Regions from separate parts of the Homo sapiens genome. Here region 2 is linked to region 1. A link is an interaction called in ENCODE POLR2A ChIA-PET data of the cell type or tissue named here. Cell type or tissue: PC-9. All regions are shown on one strand. Links, peaks and the distances in the headings refer to the core of each region. The heading gives the core; the rest is flanking DNA. Region 1 overlaps LINC01990 (long intergenic non-protein coding RNA 1990). Region 2 has its middle 11 kb from the start of CCDC54-AS1.

Region 1 (4,407 bases), core at 185-4,184:
ATAAGTAAAATGAAGGTGATAATATTATTTATCTTTGAAATATCTTAGGGTTGTTGTGAAGATAAACCAATGTACATAAAAACTCTTTAACAATTATAACGTACTACACAGATGTTCACACTTACTAAAATTGTTGGCCAACATATGACCTGTCAAAATAACTGAAAACTAGATGTTTGACTTTTCATATTTAAAAAGCTCCTCTTCCTATCTTCCAGAAGAATGTCATATGCATAGATATGCTTAAAAATACTTTTGATGAACCTTATATCAACCCTTTAGGAATTTTAACCTGACATTTGTCATCTTCTGCAATTGCTTCTTTGCTAGATGCATAGAACTTTGTCTTTGCAGGGTACTGAGTTACCTTGTAAATGAGTAGTAGTAGTTTTTTTTTTTTTAAAGAACTTTATGTACTTCCATAATTTCCCTAATAAGGAGGCTATTTTTCTCCTGTGTCTCATAAGTTGACTCCAAGGCAGTGCCTAAAGAGAAGTTCAGGAAATGTTATAAGCAGTGGAATCCTCATCAGAATAAATATAGAGTTTCCCATGGTGACCACATGGCAGGACAAAGCAGGTTTGGATACATGAGTCTTGATGGGATATGCTTGTCCAAGATTAGTCTCCTTACTTTAAAGCTGTATCTCATTATAAAATGAACCACACAGACTAGACATAAAGAAAATGTTACTGCCAGCCAACTGCAATTTTTAAATCCAAAGAGCTTAGAATATTTATAGGCATAATCTTGTTAATCTTCATAATACTATGAGGTAAGTCAAAGTATCATTACTCTTAGAGGAAAGTGTGACAAAACTTGGATTTATTCTGAGTCCTTCTCTGTGTTTTTCGAAGACCTAACTCTGTGTAACTATTGTTTAAATATTGAATACGGTTCAGTTCTAGTACATAGAAAAAGAACGTATGTATTATGGCTGAATTAGGACAAGGGTTTTCAGCCTATAAAGATCTATTGGTCAATACATTAATTAGGACAACAAGTTTATACCCTGTGTCAATGTAGTTGTTTATTGCTTAACTTAACCCTCCTTAATTTATTATAGTCATTAGTGTCTGTTAGCAAGAAACAATGTGTTTGAATTTTACAAGAGTATGTGGTTAGCAGCTTTCTGTCTCTGAGCTGGGACGTGCCTCACTTGATCTTCTCACCTTACACTTAACTCAGGACTGAGCCTTCCTTAAGAAATGATTATTCTTCCCAGTAGAACTGTAAATAGTCATAGCTCCTATTTTGCATCTCAGCTCACAAAGCTATAAAATGAGAGGATGAGATTAAGTGATCTCCAAATAATCTTGTACATCTAAAATTCTGAGTTAATGATTATCTATGTTGATACAGAATTAAGGCAACAATGATAGAAAAAAACACTCCAAATTAAAGTATTCGAGACAGTTAGAGTTATTTGTATGTTTTCATAACTATGTAAAATCAGTTTGAAGGTTAATACCTTCATCCTAATTAGTTAGTGTACAGGACTGCTGCCACAAAAATTTGGTTTAGGTTTACAGAGCATGACTTTTCTAGGAAAGTGAAAGTCGCCTGGCTTTTGGAGAGGGAGCAGGGAAGAGGCTTTTGCTATACCGTTTAGCAACAGATGTTTGGGCAGCAGGACATAGCCAGGAATCCAGGAATTTAGACATCATTGAGGAAACGGACTATTAAAGAAGAATTGCTAAACCTGTAGAGGCAGATCTAAGTTTTACAGGGCCTGAAGCTTATTCAATTATAAAGAGCCCTCTTAAAAAAAGAATACAAAATTAGGTATGAAAATGTATGCTTATTCAGAAATGAATTCTGTTAGAAGTGAATATTTACTTTGAATGCTCACAGCTTCTCCAACAGCATCCAATACAGGGACTTCTCCAACAGCATCCAATACAGGGAAAGTGCCATGGGGGAGATTTGGAAAGAGACTAGTCTTAACTAATCACATTTGAAATATCTTACTCTTGTAAATTTTACAAAAATCTATGGCCATGTGAATGTGTTGCTAACCCCCAATCAGGATCCCTGGACAGGGCCTGTGAGAGTGACGGACCCAGAGCCTGAACATCATTAGTTTCACATCACATCCACTGTTATCTACATGTCTAGAATATTCCATAGACAGTTCAGTTGGAAGTTCATTTAACTTAAAACAGTGAAGTCATTAAAGAAAGAGGTAGATCTGTATAAACAATCATAAAAGTTGTAGAATATATTGTTAAATGAAAAAACAAGGCATGGGATAATATGTATAGCATAATCCCATGTATGTAGAAAAATTAAATATAGGCATCAAATGTGTGTGTGTTTGTGTTTGTGTGTGTATGTGTGTGTAATATATATTTGACACATATCAAATTCTTTCTTTTTTTTTTTTTTTGAGACGGAGTCTTGCTCTGTCGCCAGGCTGGAGTGCAATGGCGCAATCTCGGCTCACTGCAACCTCCGCCTCCCAGGTTCAAGTGATTCTCCTGCCTCAGCCTCCTGAGTAGCTGGGGCTACAGGCACGCGCCACCACGCCTGGCTAATTTTTTTGTATTTTTGGTAGAGATGTGTCACCATGTTGGCCAGGATGGTCTCCATCTTTTGACCTCATGATCTGCTCACCTCGGCCTTCCAAAGTTCTGGGATTACAGGCATGAGCCACCATGCCCGGCCATGTATCAAATCTTTAACAGTGATTATATTAATATTTGGAGGTTGTATGAGGTAATGGGTTATTTGAATTTTTGCACAACAAAAACTATTCATGTGTTACATGTAGGCCTCCTATTAATAACTGCACATGCCTCCATAATTTCAGGCATCCCACTCTCATACCATCATTAGCCATCTTTCCAATTCAATTCCCCTACAGCTTAACTCTATTTTTGACTCACGAGGATCCACAATCAAACCTCCTATCATTTCAATATCCCTACTCTCTTCATATGCCCACTTCCATCGTTACCCAGCTTAATTTCCATGGCCCATTATTATAGTCATTGTGCATACATCTTACTGCCCAGCTACCTCTTGCTTTGTCATACTTACTTGGCAAAACTCCATCCCCGCTTGACTCCAACTCTCCTCCTACTCTGCCCCTGCAACTAAGCAGCTGAATGTGGCTGGAGGAAAAACACACAACTCATGCTGACTGGTCTCATTTGAAATTCCTCACCTCACCTCAGGGGGCTTTCGTTGCTGCCCTGGAATCCTTCTCCATTTTTCCCAGTCCATTCGAGTGAATGGACTGCCACACTCCTCGGTGGCTGTTTCACACTTTTTCCTCCCTCCTCAAACATCCATGCCTCCTCCACCATCCTCACTCTCAGCTTTTGACTGTGCTTACATTTCATTGAGAAAATAGAAACAATCAAGAGAAAAAAACACCAAAAAAACCTTGCACCCATTCCCATCACTGTATCTACCCACCTACCTGTGCCCTGCACTCTGCTCTCTGTCCTGTTCTGTGGATGAGCAACCAGGGCTTGCATCTCAGGCCAACCCTCCACTTGTCCACCAACCCCATTCTCTTCTTACCAACCTAACAACTTTGAGGGCAGATGAATCCACAGGCTGGTAGGTACAGTGTCTGGGGTTCATGATACTTTTAGAGGCGCCTTTAAAATCATAAGAAAAGTAAGAACTTCTAGGTCAAGGAAAATGCTTTAATATATGTTAATTTATTCACTTTTATATAATGTGTAATATTTTAAATATGGGCCCATGATGGCAAAAGTGCCTAGGGCTCATGGAAGTCATAACATAGCCCTGACTACACTGTCTTTTCTTCTCATTCAGCATCAGTTTACCCCTTTCTTTTAGGGTATCCCCCAGTTGGCAAGCATACTGCAATTTTCCCATCTCCCTAAACCCTATCTTGATTAGCCTGTTTCCAACCACTCACCATTAATTTTCTGCCTCTTTCTGTTGTTGTTGTTTAAACAGCAAAACTTCTTAAGAGATGCATCTGTATTTACTGTCACCAATTCCTCTCCTCCTATTTTCCTTTGACCTCAAGTCCTCATGCCTGCCGCAGCACTAAAGCCATTTTCTGACAGGGTCCCAGTGACCTCCATAACACTAAATGCAGCCACCATTTCTCAGTCCTCCTCTTACTTGTCTTAGGAGCAGCATTTAAATACTTGATTATTCCTTCTACTTACACCACTTTTTTCACTTGGCTTTTATGTAGGAAGGCCAGGTAATTTATCATCAGAATAAAGACACTTTCGAGAGTGAAAGATGGGTGGTACTCTTACTACGTACAGCTGAGACACAGGCCTCAACTTGGACCATCTCAGGCAACTGGACCTTACAGTCACCGTTCTCCTAGGACACCACACAACTGGCATTTCCCGCATGTCACTGGCTGTTTCTGCTCAGTCTCCTCTCTGTCCTCCTCCCCCAGCCTCT
Region 2 (4,407 bases), core at 202-4,201, 50 kb after region 1:
CAGGCCTATATATATTCATCAGACTGCTAGAAGTTTAAGGCTGAATGTGTCAGGATAAGTTCCAGAGATAGCAGTGCTGCTGCCTCTGTCAAAGCAGGGAGGCAGACTTAAGAGTTCACTACTGACCTGTTTGGTTTTGAGTTCAAAAGCACAGTGTCATAGCTGTCATTCAGGGATCAGGAAACCACTACTATCCCCACTGTACCTACCTCTGGATGCCCACAGAGCTGAAGACCAGACATTGGGACACAATTGGAGAAAACCCAGAGTTTCCAGGACTGTGCCTCTGAGCAGCAAGCAGCAGGAAGATAGACTCTTCCTCACTTGTAGATTCAACCTTATGCAACAGAAACCTGGCAGCAAGGGATTCTGGGCAAGGTAGTTTTACCAGTCCAACTGGTGCAGGTCAGGAAGGCACTCTAGGAAGATGAATTGGATGCTGAATAACAATTTACTATATCTACCATAACCAGGTGTACTATGAATTTCGGGCAAGGTTAGGACCTTTATTGGTTAATTTTGATTCCTCATTAAAACCTACACCTCACATAACTGCAAATCCACAATACATTCTAAGACAGTGGGCTTTTTGTCTCTTTATAGACTTTCAGCTCCTAACACAAACTGTGCTGTACTCGTATTTGAAACATCGTGCCTAGTACTGTGTCTGGTCAAATGAATGAATGAATAAATATATGAGTCAAGAAATCAGTAAATGGTTGAAAACCTGTGTCCTTTTGCACTTTTGAATTGACAAATTCATTTGACTTTTTCCAATTCAATGGCTCTCGACCAGGGGCAATTTTGCCCACCTGCCCTCCCACCCCCACCCTGGTACATTTGGCAATGTATGGGAGGCACTTTTGAGTGTTACTATTTGGGGATTGGCGGGTGGGTTTACTGTTGGCACCTACTGGGCAGAGACTTGGGATGCTGTTAAATATCCTACATTGCACAGGATTGCCTCCTGTAACAAAAAATTATCCAGCACAAAATGTCAGGAGTGCTGCAGTTAAGAAATCTGCTCTAATTACTACTTCCTCTTACTTTTGTCTGCCATAATATTCTTATGCCAATAGATCAGAACCCTTGAGAATTTGGGCTTTCTCAGAATTCAAGTCTTCATTAGTCTTTTTTCTCTTTGGAGGGTTTTTCTCCCATAGTCTCTGATTATATGTTAATCATTCTATTCCCACATATATTCATAATGGACCTCAGGGACACAGAGTGGCCTTTAGGTCCTTGTATTAAAACATTACTAGAGAAAATTTTTGGAGTGTCACTCTTCAACTTCTTTTCTTACTTAATCTCACAGCTCTAGATTTAGTAGTAACATTTCGTTCAATTTAGAAAATGCCTCAAGAAAGTGAGAGATGTTGTTCTATATTTTAAACCTTGATAGGCACCAATTGTACTGAATTAGTTGATTTTTGACTTTTTATATTTTATCTTTTTTTTTCTTTTTTTAAATACATGACAATTGACTGGCTAGTAGTCTTCAAGAAAAATGAAATTCTGTTCCTAAAATGGACTTCTTAGAAAAATCCAGAACTTCTTTTAGATTTTAGAAATTTATTCCTTTTCATAATCAAATACTTCTAAAGTATAAATATGTCATAATCGAATAATGATCACAATTAAAACTTAAGTAGTCATAGTTAAATCAAGTATGTTTGTGAACAGAACAGAAAGTCAATATAAATCTTAAAGATGGAAGTGTGTAAAATTCAGTTTACACATCCAACAAATCTTATTGAGCTTCACTGTTCCTCTCTGATAACCATTGAGAATACCTTAGTGAGAAAATTATTCCCAGTCTCTACCCTCATGGAGCTTACATTATTTAGTTAGAGTCTTCCTACTGGAGAATCACACAAGTAGTATTTAATTACTAAGGTGACAAGTTCTATAATTGAAAAATCACAAGGTGGCATGAAAATAAATAGGGAACCTAACATATTTTTAATCTAATCAGGAGAAATTTTTTTTTAAAGAAAGTAGTAATTAAACTCATACCTGAAAGATGAGTAAGAGTTAGCTGTGCACAGTGTGGAGCAAACAGCATTCCTGGCAGAGGCACATGTAATGGCTGGAGGCAAGAAAGAGCTTGTTTTTCTCAGGAAATACAAAGGATTTTGGATTTAATACTCAGTACTGAGGAGCCACTACATGGTTTTAGCAGAGGCGTGATTTGATTAGATTTACATTTTAAACAATTACTCTCACTGCCATGTGAAAAATGGGATTGAGGCAAGGAAAAGTGGGTTAGAGATAACTAGCCAGAAAGTAACTGGAGTAGTCTGGTTGAGACAAGATGGTGACGTTAACTGGAAAACAGATAGATTTAGAAGGTGGGGTAAACTAGGTTTGGTGGCTGATTTTTTGGGGGTAGATAATGAAGGGAGATATCGGTTATGGTTGGATCACAGGCTTCTGGCTGGAGCATCTGGGAGGATGTGGGTACCACTTATTATGTTAGGGAGCTCTAGAGGAGAAGCAGTTTTAGGGCAAGATGGTTAAATATAATACATTTATTTTGGGGCATGCTGTATTTGAAATTCTTCTAACACATCCAAGTATCCAAAATGGAAATACTATAAACATTTGGACCTATAAGTCTCTCACTCAGAAGAGTAGTCTAGGCTGGAGATATAATTTTGAAAACCACTGACTTTAGATGACATTTGAAGATATGAGAGTAGATAAGATCACCTTATCTCATAAGATATGAGAGGTGATGTTTGAAAATATGAGAGAGAAGAAGGTCCGAGGCTGAGTCATGATAAAAGGTCTACGTGAAAAGTTGGGGTCGAGGAGAAGTCTCTGAAGAGGACTAACAATAAATCAGAGGGAAAACAACAGAAGTAAACAGACGTGGAAAGATAGAAAGCAAGGAAAGAGAATATTCTAGAAGGAAGGAGTGGAAATCTGTTACAAATGATGCTGAGAGGTTAAATAGGAAAGACATGAATATTTTCATTGACTTAGCAACATGCACATCATTGGCGACTTAATGCTAGAATCTGAGAGGAAAGAACAGAAGCCAGTTTGGAGTGGGCTGAGAAGTCAGTAGTAGAAGGAAGTAGAAATTGAAGCTATAGCTATGTATTTTGTAACTGGGAGAGCAGATAAAATTTTAGTTGGAGATCTGTAGTTCGGTAAAATTTGTGTATACATGTTTTAAGACAGGAGAGACAATAGTATGTATAGATGATAATGAAAAGTGTCTAGTAGAGAAAGAGAGGTTGAAGTTATGTAGGGGAAAATGGGTATTGTCTAGAGGAGAAAGTTTCTGAGAAAGTGGGAGGAGATGGGATTAATAGCACATATCAAGAGATTCTCCTATGATAGAAAACACTTTTATTTGGTAACAGAAGGAAATAAAGAGTTAATAACTGTGAAGTTTAGAATATTCATTTAAGGCCTGGTGGTGGCTCATGCCTGTAATTCCAGCACTTTGGGAGACCGAGGTGGGTCGATCACTCGAGCTCAGGAGTTTGAGACCAGCCTGGTCAACATGGTGAAACCCTGTCTCTACTAAAAATACAAAATTTAGCTGGGTGTGGTGGTACATGCCTGTAATCCCAGCTACTCAGGAGGCTGAGGCAGGAGAATCACTTGAACCCAGGAGGTGGAGGTGGCAGTGAGCTGAGATTGCACCACTGCACTCCAGCTTAGGGGATAGAGACTCCATCTCAAAAAATATATTTATATATATGTATTTATGAATATATTTATACATATTATGAATATATTTTATATATATTCATATATAATGAATATATTATATATATGATATATATTCATATATATAATGAATATATTATATATATGAATATATATTCATATAAATGTGATTCTCCTCTAGAATGAATGATCTTAGTGATCTGAGATTGTTTGCACACGTGCTTCCAGAGCTTGAAACTAATGTCCATATTCTTGGGAGTTAAAATGTAGGCGGGTATTTGTGGATGCCTTCCACAAATACTAACCAAGTATTCAGTAGATAAGTTGCCATAATCCTATTTGAAGTGGGTTGGCATATATGTTACGGCATTGGCCTGGGGATTGGGAGAGCCAAAGTGGCCATGTATGTAGTACTGGTGTAGTATTTACACACACTGCTGCTCTCACACTGCTGCACTCACTTTTCACACCCAGTTTCACAAGGCAATTTGGCTTAGGACTCAAAGCAAACAACCAAAATAAAAGTTGATAGGCACCAAATAACCATAAGAATCCTGAAGTGCTTGTAGACTTCAACAGGACTAAATAAGACTGTGAGGTCAGTTTCTCACCCATGTTCTGGGCAGCACAAAAATAGAATGATTCACTAAAGCCCTAAGATGCAGAGGCAGTTTTGGCTCTGATCATGGCAATGGCAATATGTTGGTAAGACTTGCTTTT

The links. ChIA-PET counts read pairs that join two places held together with the same protein. Peaks named below come from ENCODE experiments on the same cell type or tissue, not always from the same donor. Only the 100,000 strongest peaks of a DNase experiment are listed, where the experiment ranks them.
Region 2: POLR2A ChIA-PET joins it to region 1 with 7 read pairs; 4 of 35 experiments call an interaction of 5 or more read pairs at or near these places.

The regions. Positions count from the first base shown.
Region 1 is chr3:107,440,489-107,444,895 of GRCh38, reverse strand. The region is part of intron 1 of LINC01990 (long intergenic non-protein coding RNA 1990); the gene reads right to left. Among named protein-coding and RNA genes, the nearest start is that of LINC01990, 12 kb to the right of the region's middle. In PC-9, for the core only: no CTCF peak of the experiment used is centred there; no DNase peak of the experiment used is centred there.
Region 2 is chr3:107,390,641-107,395,047 of GRCh38, reverse strand. No RefSeq gene overlaps it. Among named protein-coding and RNA genes, the nearest start is that of CCDC54-AS1, 11 kb to the right of the region's middle. In PC-9, for the core only: no CTCF peak of the experiment used is centred there; DNase peaks (open chromatin) are centred at 367 and 2,067; H3K4me3 peaks cover 377 bases; H3K27ac peaks cover 1,263 bases.